2 separate regions of the Homo sapiens genome follow, and region 1 is linked to region 2. A link is an interaction called in ENCODE POLR2A ChIA-PET data of the cell type or tissue named here. Cell type or tissue: K562. All regions are shown on one strand. Each heading gives the region's core, and the rest is flanking DNA. Links, peaks and the distances in the headings are about the cores only. Region 1 has its middle 27 kb from the start of LRRC74B. Region 2 has its middle 3.5 kb from the start of MIR130B.

Region 1 (5,368 bases), core at 259-5,258, 580 kb before region 2:
GCCCCTGACGGTGGTCCCTGGGGGAAACCTGACCAAGTTGCAATGGGCCATGTGGATGCTAAGCAACATCACAGCCATCACCAAGGCCTGGGCCTGCCTGGACCATAAGTTTGATCTCATGTATGCCAAGCAGGCCTTTGTGCAATGGTACATGGGGGAAGGCATGGAGGAGGGGGAGTCCTCTGAGGCTCGCAAGGACCTGGCAGCTCTGGAGAAGGATTATGAAGAGGTGGGCATGGATTCTGTGGAAGCGGAGGCTGAAGAAGGCAAAGAATACTGAGGGGAGGGTGTGGTGGGCTCTCCTGCCGCCCCCAGCATGGCTGCTTTCAGGTTGTTTGCAATTAAAGTTTCTCTATAAAACCAAGACCTCTGTGTGTCATGCTGCTTGGCTCTGCCTACAGGAGCAGGTGGGACCCCAGAGCCTGCATGGACAGTCAGTGGGGTCCCAGCCTGCCCTGCTGGCATGCGGTTGGGGTGCAGCAGGAGTGTATGTACTTAAGGAGCTGCCATGGAAGTGACTTGACCCAGGAGAAACAAGCCAAGCGTTGAGTGGATAGGTTTCCTAAATTCTAGGAAAGCTAAGTCAGGGTTTCAACTGAATTTGCAATTTTTGGGGCTTTTCTATTGATGGGATGTACTGGCTAAAAAGAAGAGCCTAGAAGCAGAGTGTTTAAATCTGAGGTCTATGAATGGGGCGTGTCCATGAAATCCCTAAAGCTGTAGGTCAAATGTGTAAGGTCAGGACATTTTAGAAGGGGGAAAGTGTTACTGAGTTCTCCACAGTATTTGTGACCCACAGAAGGTCACAACACACCCATCCTGACCCCCCACTGCTCCATGGTAACCTGGAAGGCAGCATTTACCCTCCACGCACACACACGGTCACCTTGCCCCTCAGCATTGTCAACTGTCTTGGTAGAAAACCTTGCACCTTTCACTTCAAGTGAAGTGTGTTAACATCTGTTTGTAAAAGACCTGGGAATCCAGATATCTTTTCTCAGAACCAAAGTCAGCTCCAGGAAGTTGACTCAAGGTGAAGTGACCTGGTTAGTTCAGCTGTGGCACAACCAGGACCTGCATAAAAACCTCATTCTATGTTTGTGCCATAATATCATCAAAAAACAGTAGAGAACATATGACCCGGACCCTCTGCATCTCAGAAAGACTTATTATCAACTGAAGGAGACAACACGTAGCCTTTGCTGGGGACAGTGGTGTGACAAGTCTCTGGCCCATCCTAGGTGCTGCCCCGCACCTGCTGCCTTCTTCCAGGCCCACCCCACTTGGGCAGCCTGGTAGCGCTGGGCTGGCGGGGTGTCCTCTGGCTGGATCCTTTGCGGCCGCTGCATTCCAACAGGGCCGGCACTCTCCCGAGGGAGGTGCTGTCTTTGTTTCTCCCTGAGGAGACACAAAGCGCAGCCAATAGGAACGGACGAGCCCCGTAACTGCAGCACCTACTGAAGTGTGCTCCTTGAGCAACATTTGTGTCTGCACATTTCCCTCAAAGCCACTTCAAGCTGAAAGCCCTGTATCAGTCCTGAGTCCTGAGGCTCAGAACTGCCAAAGGCAGGTCATGCCCCAGAAGCCCTTGGCCACGGGTCCATTTAGGGAAGGGTAAGGGTGGCTGGTCCATACTTGGCCTGGACAAGGAACCTGGTCTGCCCTGATGGCGCCAAGCAGCAGCAGCAGCAGGGACTTGCCACTTCATCCTCCAGGTGTGTTCACGCTGAACTGTACATCTGAGCTGCCTTAGATGGTGACAGGCAGGAAACACTCCAGTCACCAAGTACTGGAATTGGGTTTCTGATTTTGATTTTGGAAGCTCTCACATTGTTTCCTACCTACCCGAGTATTCTGCAAACAGTGGTCAAGCCTTGTAGGGAGACACCCTGAAACTATTGCTATGGAATAAAAGATGAAATGCTCCTGATTATTGTAAATACAAAATTGCATGCAGGATTGTGTAAAGACAATGCCAGCTTGGACTGCCAGAACGAGCCAACAGCACGTGATGTCCTTCCACCTGCAGAGAGCCTATGAATGGACGTGCAGTCAGGGAGGTTTCACATCACCAAGATTCCTATCCCAGAAAAGCAGATATTCATAGCTCTGGGAATGGAATGCAACCCTTGTGGAGAGCCTATAAACGGATGCATGGGGGGCGCCTGTCCATATGGATAAGATACGGCTATAAACGCCCTCATCTTGCCACAGCTCTTCTAGGCCTCTTTAGGGTGAAGGCATACTCCCTTCTGAGAATTTCTGGTCTAACCAGTTGTCTAGCTTCACGTCCTGTTTCCATGGATTGTTTGTAACCAGCTTTTGTTGCAATTGTTACTGCTGATTAATATCTTGCTAATCATAGGTTATGGAAAGACTGTGTTTCTGTTCTAAGACTCTGTTAGAAATTACTGATGCACACACTATATTGTAAATTCTTATCTTTGTATACCGTACTTCTACATACAAATGTACTGTACTTCTACATACAAATGCTATGTTAAAGAATTACTTCATCCCCATGTGACCATCTCACCTCATAATCAAATGACCCTAAATCCCTCACTAACCTACCCCCGCCCTCACTAAACTTAATAGTAAATGCTGGTATATCCAGTGCATTGTTGGCACCATGGGACCAGAAGGCAGTGACCCCCTGGACCCAGCTTTCACTATCTTGTGTGTGTCTATTATTTCTCAACCTGCCAATCCACCTAGGAGCAAAGAGAGAGCCCCATTGCATTGCGGGCTGCTGGCCAGATCCCTCAATAAAGCCTCTCACTCTGGAGTTTAGCTACTGGATTCCATGACTGGGTTCCTCCCGTGGTCTGAATGCTTGAGACTTTCCTTCTGACCACCAGAGAATCCCAGATGAAGACCACTGGTTCAGATTTCCCTCGATTTGTAATTTGCTTACTCCTTTTTGTGAAGATAGAAAGATCTGCAACCACACTTGGGCCAGAGCTTTATTTTAACGGGATGGATTTCCCTGGACTTGGTGTTGTCAGCATCAGCAAGACCGAGAGGACCCTCTAGAGGACAAATGTGCTTGGGTAGAAGGCTTGCCCATGGGGTCACAGCCCCCCATGTGGAGTACCTTGGCCAGGGCTCTCCTTTGCTCTGGCCTGGTAGAGTCTGCCCCATGGGCTCTAACCAGGGCATGTGTCCCCTGCTTGACTCACAGTGTTGGGTCTCCCATTTTGTCCCCCCAGCTTTGTCCTGACCAAGAGTGTGCCTTGACTGCTCTGTGACCTGGTCAGCTGTATGTTCCCCCTGCAGGCTCAAACCCTAGCTGGGGCCTTGCTTCTTACCAGACACTGATAAACATGTTGTTTGTTGCCTGAAACAGTAAAAGATCTGACATGTTGCTAAGCATGTGGAAACTGGCCCCGCCCCAGCCAAATTCCTTGCACCCTTATATAAACTCCACACTCCACCCCCTCACTGCAGCATGCCTAGGCAGAACCTCCATCCTTGCCGTCCCTCGTGAGGCCATACTGCAGCCTTGTGTGTATGGAAGTTCCCCTAACACATGCTTTGGACTGACCACCCTCACATTAAGTGCTTCTTCCTTTGGAATTCCAACTGGCTCTCATCCCAACTGGCTCTCAGTCACCCAAGTGGAAGGTCTGGGGCAGTCCCTTGCGGGAGCTCTCCTGCCACCACTTTTGGGGTGAGACCAGATGACGGTTCAGCCAACAGAACACTCAGCCTCAATCCTGGTTCTTCCCTGGCCTCTTACCAAGTTTAGTCAAATCACCTGCAATTGGAAACTGCGCTCTTGAAAAAAAGATGCAACCAGGTGTTTTAGGGATCCATGAGGACATTTCCGTTTCACCATTTGTCATCTTGAACAAGTGGAGGCTCCTGTGTCTGAGACGCCATGGATCTTGGCTACTCCAGAGGCCACTCCAGCTCCCTTTCCATGCCAATACTGAAAAGAAAATTCTCCCCAAATCCCTGCAGGGATAGGATGGCCCTCCTTGTGAGAGTTTCTGGGGAGTTCTTCCTCAGAGAATGAGATCTTTGCTGCTCGGTGGGTGGTGAAGGTTATGGTGGTGTCACGCTTGGAACTCTGTCAGCTTGGCACACTCAACTCAAGAAAGACGGAGTCAGGGTTGCCCAGAACCAAGGAGGGGTGCAGCCAGAAGCATGTGGTGGGTGAAGTTTGGCCACCTCAGTCTACCAGTGACTCGTGGAAAAGGCACAAAGCAGAGAATGGCCACCTCGCATTTCCTTTGGTACAAACTGCCATTATTTTAGTCTCCACTGACTGGTCGGGGGAAGGACCCCATCTCCCATGAGCAGATGAGCCCCACCACCCTGCAGCAGCTCCCACAATGGGCCAGCATCCTCCTCTGAGGCCACAGTCCCTCTGCGGGCCAGGCCAGACAGAGTCAGAGCGTCTGTAGCCGCGGTGTTTAGGTGTCCCCGTGCTCTCAGGGTGACTAATGTCCAGCTCCCCACAGCACACGGCAGGGCAGTCTGCAGACCTGGGCCTGACTCAGAGCTGGCTTCCCTTCAGCTTGGCACCATCTGAGCTTCCTCTCTTCCCCTCAGTAATGACTCGGTCCCTTCTGGAAACAAGGATGAGAGGGAAGCAGAAAGGAGGAAGTAAGGGTTTTGAAATTTTTTTTAAAATTTTTTTGGTTTTTAGAGACTGAGTCTTGCTCTGTCACCTGAGCTGGAGTGCAGTGATGCAATCACAGCTCAGTGCAGCCTTGAACTCATGGCCTCAAGCAATCCTCCTGCCTCAGCCTCCAGAGTAGTGGGACTACAAGCATGTGGCCACACCTGACTAATAATGCTTACCTTTAAATCTGACAGGGCTGACAAACCCTTAACATAACTTTGAGCCATAATGGATATTAAGAAAACAATTCTGGAACCCTTCAGGAATCATGTGCTCTTGGGGTTAGTGAGGAGCCCTGTTCAGGCCTCCTCACTTTATGAAGGACGAGGAGGCCCAGAAGAGAACGACCTGCAGCATCTTGCAGTGGGAAAACCAGCTTTTTTTTTTAGCTCTGCTCCCTTGGGAGGGGCTACTGAGTCAGATGGGTTGGACAGTGGGGTTGAACCAAGTGTTACTGCAAGTTGGGGGGGAGGGTGGGGTGACTGATGTCCCCAGGCCTGGTCCCTGGAGGGTCCTTCTATGCACCAAAAACAGTCAATGACCAATGCATGTTAAAACAGACTTCATGCTATAACCCCAGGCTTTGGGAGGCTGAGGCAGGAGGATCCCTTGAGGCCAAGAGTTCGAGACCAGTCTGGGCAAAAACGTGAGACCCTATCTCTAAAAAAAAACAAACCCAAAAAACAAACAAAAGCTGGGTGTGGTGGCCTGCACCTGTAGTCCCAGCTACTCAGG
Region 2 (5,368 bases), core at 303-5,302:
GGTTTCTACGTGCCCAGTCACAGTCATTCAAATCTTCTTTAGAGGAGGACTAGGTTTCCAGATGGGCTTTTGGGAGTTCCCCTCATCCCTAGCTGGGCGCATTGGGAAACTGCTTTACCCCTACCCTGGGGAGAGAAGCCCTGGCACCCGTGGGAGGAACAGGGGCAATGACACATGCTCCTTGGCTTCCTAGTCCTGATCCCTTGGGGTTCCTTGATCCTAGGGTCATCTGACTTAGATCCATCCTCCCTTCCTCTAGGCACCAGGGGCCATGGCTGGAGGTGGCCACCCCTCAGTCCTGTACAGATTCTGTACCCACTGGCTGGAGACCCCCATGCAGCTGTCTCCTGCTCTTGCTGCGGGGAGACTGAACTCAGGGCTCTGCTCACTGGCTCCCTCCCAATGGAAGCCTTCTCTGGGCTTCACAGCATTGAATATTCCTCCAGAACAGCTTGTTAAATCAAATTTTTTTTTTTTTAGATGGAGTCTTGCTCTGTCGCCCAGGCTGGAGTGCAGTGGCACGATCTTGGCTCACTGCAAACTCCGCCTCCCGGGTTTAAGCGATTCTCCTGCCTCGGCCTCCCGAATAGCTGGGACTACAGGTGCTACCACACCCAGTAATTTTTGTATTTTTAGTAGAAACGGGGATTCACTATGTTGGCCAGGCTAGTCTCGAACTCCTGACCTCATGATCTGCCCTTCTGGGCCTCCCAAAGTGCTGGGATTACAGGCATGAGCCACCGCACCCGGCCTAAATCAAAATGTTCTCCCTGTGGCAGAAGTGTCCATTAGACTGGGAGCCCCTGAGGCAGAGACAACTGTCATTTAAAAAATCTCTGGCCAGGCGCAGTGGCTCATGCCTGTAATCCCAGCACTTTGGGAGGCCGAGGCAGGTGGATCACCTAAGTTCGGGAGTTTGAGACCAGCCTGACCAACATGGAGAAACCCCATCTCTACTAAATATACAAAATTAGGCTGGGCGCAGTGGCTCACGCCTGTAATCCCATCACTTTGGGAGGCTGAGACAGGTGGGTCCAAGGTCAGGAGTTCAAGACCAGCCTGGCCAAGATGGTGAAACCCCATCTCTACTAAAAACACACACACACACACACAAAAATTAGCCGGGTGTGGTGGTGGGCACCTGTAATCCCAGCTACTAGGGAGGCTGAGGCAGAGAACTGCTTGAACCCGGAAGGCAGAGGTTGCAGTGAGCCAAGATCGCGCCACTGCACTCCAACCTGGACAACAGGGCAAGACTCCCTCTTGAAAATATAAAAAATAAATATACAAAATTAGCCAGGTATGGTGGCGCATGCCTGTAATCCCAGCTACTCAGGAGGCTGAGGCAGGAGAATCACTTGAATCCAGGAGGGAGAGGTTGCGGTGAGCTGAGATTGCGCCATTGCACTCCAGCCTAGGCAACAAGAGGGAAACTCCGTCTCAAAAAAAAAAAAAAAAATCTCTTGGCAGTGTCTGACAAAGAGGAGGGGCCCAATAACCCCCCACCCTTTTTTTGAGACGGAGTTTCGCTCTTGTTGCCCAGGCTGGAGTGCAATGGTGCAATCTCGCCTCACCGCAACCTCTGCCTCCTGGGTTCAAGCAATTCTCCTGCCTCAGCCTTCCGCGTAGCTGGGATTACAGGAATGTGCCACTACGCCCGGCTAATTTTTGTATTTTTAGTAGAGACAGGGTTTCGCCATGTTTGCTAGGCTGGTCTCGAATTCCTGACCTCAGGTGATCCACCCGCCTCGGCCTCCCAAAGTGCTGGGAGCTGTAAGCCACTGTGCCCGGCCTACACTTTTTAAAAATACAAATACAGGTATAAAGTGTGAAGCATGGGTTACTGGAATGACATGATGGGAGGGTGATTAGGGATCTGCTCCACCCTCAAGGGGGTGCTTGTCCTGTATGAAAAAAGGCACATCCTGGCCAGGCACGGTGGCTCACGCCTGTAATCCCAGCTCTTTGGGAGGCCGAGGGCGGGGGGATCACCTGAGGTCTGGAGTTCAAGACCAGCCTGGCCAATATGGAGAAACCCTGCCTCTACTAAAAATACAAAAATTAGCTGGGTATGATGGTGTATGCCTGTAGTCCCAGCTAGTACGGAGGCTGACGCAGGAGAGTCTCTTGAACCTGGGAGGCGGAGGTTGCAGTGAGCTGAGATCGCGCTATTGCACTCCAGCCTGGCGACAAAGTGAGACTCCGACAAGAAAGAGAGAGAGAGAGAGGGAGGGAGGGAGGGAGAGAGAGAGAGAGAGAGAGAGAGAGAGAGAGAGAGAGAGAGAAAGAAAGAAAAAAAGAAAGAAAAAAAGGCACATACTATAGATTTTAAAGTTTCATTTTGTAAGTCACACCAGGGCAGGAAGTAGAATAGAGATTTGAGCCCAAGTGTACCTGACAAGTCTCTCTGCCTGCACTCCTAGACAAGATGATCAGGACAGACCTCATTCTTCTTTGGTTGTCCCCAGGCAGGAGGAAATAAATGTCACTTCCTATGTTGGAAGAGCTGAGGGGTGGTGGTTTAGCAGTAAGAGATGAAAAATCTGATTAAACGTCTCAGGCACACTATGGATCTCAGGGCTGATGGAGGACAAGGAGGGGACAAGGGAGGACGCAGTCCAGGGTGCACCCCCTTGTTAGTGGCTGGGGTCAGTGGCTGACCAAGTAGGAGGGGAGAGGGGTAAGAAAAGTAGCTTTCAGGGAGAAGAAGCTGTGCGTGAATGTGGACATGTTCAGCATGAGATGCCCAAGAATCGTCCCCAGTGGTCATTTGGATGTGGGTCTGGAGCTGAAGGGTGAGACACAGTGGGTGTGTTTTTCAGTCAGTTATGGGTTCTAATCAGGAACAAGAAGTGTGTAAGATCGTCCCAGATGAGACGGTGAAGCCAGGACCTTCAGAAACGCATTCGAGGGGCAAGAGGAAAAGGACAGCGAGGTGGAGCAGGAGGAACAGGACACTGAGGAGGGGCCGGAGATGCAGCGAGTACAGAGCAAACAAGTGGCTGTAAAGGGGAGGAGAGCGCAGAATCTGGGGAGGCCAATGGAGAGTGAAGGAGAGGGAGGAGGGTGAAAAGTCCGAACTAGAGGGGTTAGGGGCAGAGTGAAGTTCTCGGGGCGTTGCCTGGATGAGGCCCGGGAGGCTACAGACAGCGAGGAGGGGCGCCCGTCGGAGGGGACTAGGGGCCTGCCGAGAGGTGGGGACCTTAAAGAAGTTGCTGACCAACCACGTCCTCGGCGCAGCCAAGAGCCCGACCCGGGTCAAAGGCCCGATGGCCCCTGCGGAACTGGGCCAGGACCCGCGCAGCCGCGTTCGCCCCCTCGAGGTCGTGAGCGCGCGTGCCCAGAGCAACGGGCATTGTCGCCTGAGGCAGGCGACTGGGGATTGGCCCCGCCCCCGGCTTCCGCGCGGATTGGCTGGGGCGGGGCGGCGCGGCTGCAGTAGGCTAGAGAGTCCGCACCTGCGCCGCGGCCGTGGGGAGAGAGGGTGCGTCCCGGCAGTCCCGCACGACGGGCCCCGCCTCCCCTGGTGACCCCACGCTCCGGCCTCGGGGGGAGTGGCGGTCGGCGCGCCGAGACCCTCGGGAGCCCCGCCCAGACGCCTGCTCCGCTTCCAGGCCACCCGGGCTCTCCAGCCGCGCTCGCTCGTAGAGATCCTAGACAAGTTCGACAGCGAGGTCCCGCAGAGCAAGACCTGCCAGCAGATCTCCGAGGAGGACTTGGAGAGGCAGGCGGACACCTACACTGGGCGCGCGCTGCGCCTCCTCTTCCGCAGCCCCGTCCGCAACCCGTCGCTGGCGGAGAGGGTGGTACAATTGGAACAGCGCGGGCTCTCTTTTTTCCGGATGCGGCCGCGGGGCATGGGACCGGCTGGGCGGGAACTGTCACTACCCGGGTCCGCCGTCCCCTAGGAAAGAGCTCCGACGATTGGAGCTTTGGGGGCCGGGGATGGGGGTGGGGTGGAGAGGTCGCCGTCGGCCTAGCTGGGGCTGCAGGGTAGGATCTATCAGAAAGCCGAGGCTGCACAGCCTGGGGAGTGGAGCGGGCAGGCGTCTCACGCCCCGGACCTCCCCCTGCCCTGCCTCTCCTACTCTTGTTGCAGGCGAAGTTCTTCTGTGTTGTGCAGGCGGAGCTGAACCATTGCAACAGCATGGGCGCCCTGGAGATGCACGAGCAGGTGGAGCAGCTGAAGCAGAGCATCCACCGCGTGCACCTCTACTCCCGGGGCGAGGATCAACCTCTCCCCGTGCTGGGCCCTGGGCGGGGGTCTGAGCCCAGTGCAGCCAGGCCGAGGGCTAGGTGACCACCTCCATTCTTCCGGTTGGATTTGCCCTCCTTGGATCAGGTTTTATCCAGAGCAGGAAGGGGCCTGGGCAGTCTGGACCTGGGAGGAGAGGCGCTGCCCCTAGCTAGATTCTTTAGTTAGGAGACTGACTTCAGCTCTGCTACTTCCTTCCTGGCTGTGTGATCCTGAGCAAGTTGGGCCACCTTTCCGAGAGAGAGAGCCCTCACTGCTCACCTTGGTGAGTGTTTTGGAGTGGTGGATGAAGGCCTGTAGGTAGGGCTGGCTCAAGCAACCAAGCAAACCTGAATCAATTAAAAAAAAAAAAAAAAAAGGCCGGGTGCGGTGGCTCACGCCTGTAATCCCAGCACTTTGGGACAAGGCCGAGGCGGGCGGATCACAAGATTAGGAGTTCGAGACCAGCCTGACCAACATGGTGAAACCACCGTCTCTACTAAAAATACAAAAATTAGCCAGGCGTGGTGGTGCGTGCCTGTAATCCCAGCTACTTAGGAGCCTGAGGCAGGAGAATTGCTTGAACGCAGGAGGCGGAGGTTGCAGTGAGCTGAGACAGCGCCACTGCACTCCAGCCTGGGCAACAGAGTGAGACTCCGTCTCGAAAAAAAAAAAAAAAAGTTGAGAGAGTCCTGGCACCGACCAACCATGTCCTTGGTGTGGCCCTGTGGCTTGTCTCTGGCCCTGTGTTTGGCACTTAAAAAAAAAGAGGCACTTTTTATTAAAGTAAACATGTACAAAACTGGAGATGACAGCGAACACCCCCAAGAACCTGTCGTCAGCCTCAGCAACTGTCCCCATCTTGCCAAATGTGTTTCACTCTCCATAACCCTAGGCCTTTTTCTGAAGTATTTGAAGGGAAATCTCAGACATCATTGTACCTCTGACTACTTTAGAATGCATCTTAATTAAAAAAAAAAAAAAAAAAAAAAAGGCCAAGCATGGTGGTTCACGCCTGTAATCCTAGCACTTTGGGAGGCCGAGGCAGGTGGATCACCTGAGGTCAGGAGTTCAAGACCAGCCTGGCCAACATGGTGAAACCCCGTCTCAACTAAAAATACAGAAAAATTAGCT

What was found. ChIA-PET counts read pairs that join two places held together with the same protein. Peaks named below come from ENCODE experiments on the same cell type or tissue, not always from the same donor. Only the 100,000 strongest peaks of a DNase experiment are listed, where the experiment ranks them.
Region 1: POLR2A ChIA-PET joins it to region 2 with 7 read pairs; 2 of 35 experiments call an interaction of 5 or more read pairs at or near these places.

Annotation. Positions count from the first base shown.
Region 1 is chr22:21,069,818-21,075,185 of GRCh38, forward strand. It overlaps the pseudogene TUBA3GP and the pseudogene LOC112268300. Among named protein-coding and RNA genes, the nearest start is that of LRRC74B, 27 kb to the left of the region's middle. In K562, for the core only: a CTCF peak has its summit at 3,054; no DNase peak of the experiment used is centred there; H3K27me3 peaks cover 3,107 bases.
Region 2 is chr22:21,654,167-21,659,534 of GRCh38, forward strand. It overlaps the pseudogene LOC107985532. Among named protein-coding and RNA genes, the nearest start is that of MIR130B, 3.5 kb to the left of the region's middle. RefSeq lists a silencer at 3,345-3,674. In K562, for the core only: a CTCF peak has its summit at 3,322 (motif pointing left); DNase peaks (open chromatin) are centred at 2,555, 3,405 and 3,885; H3K4me3 peaks cover 1,943 bases.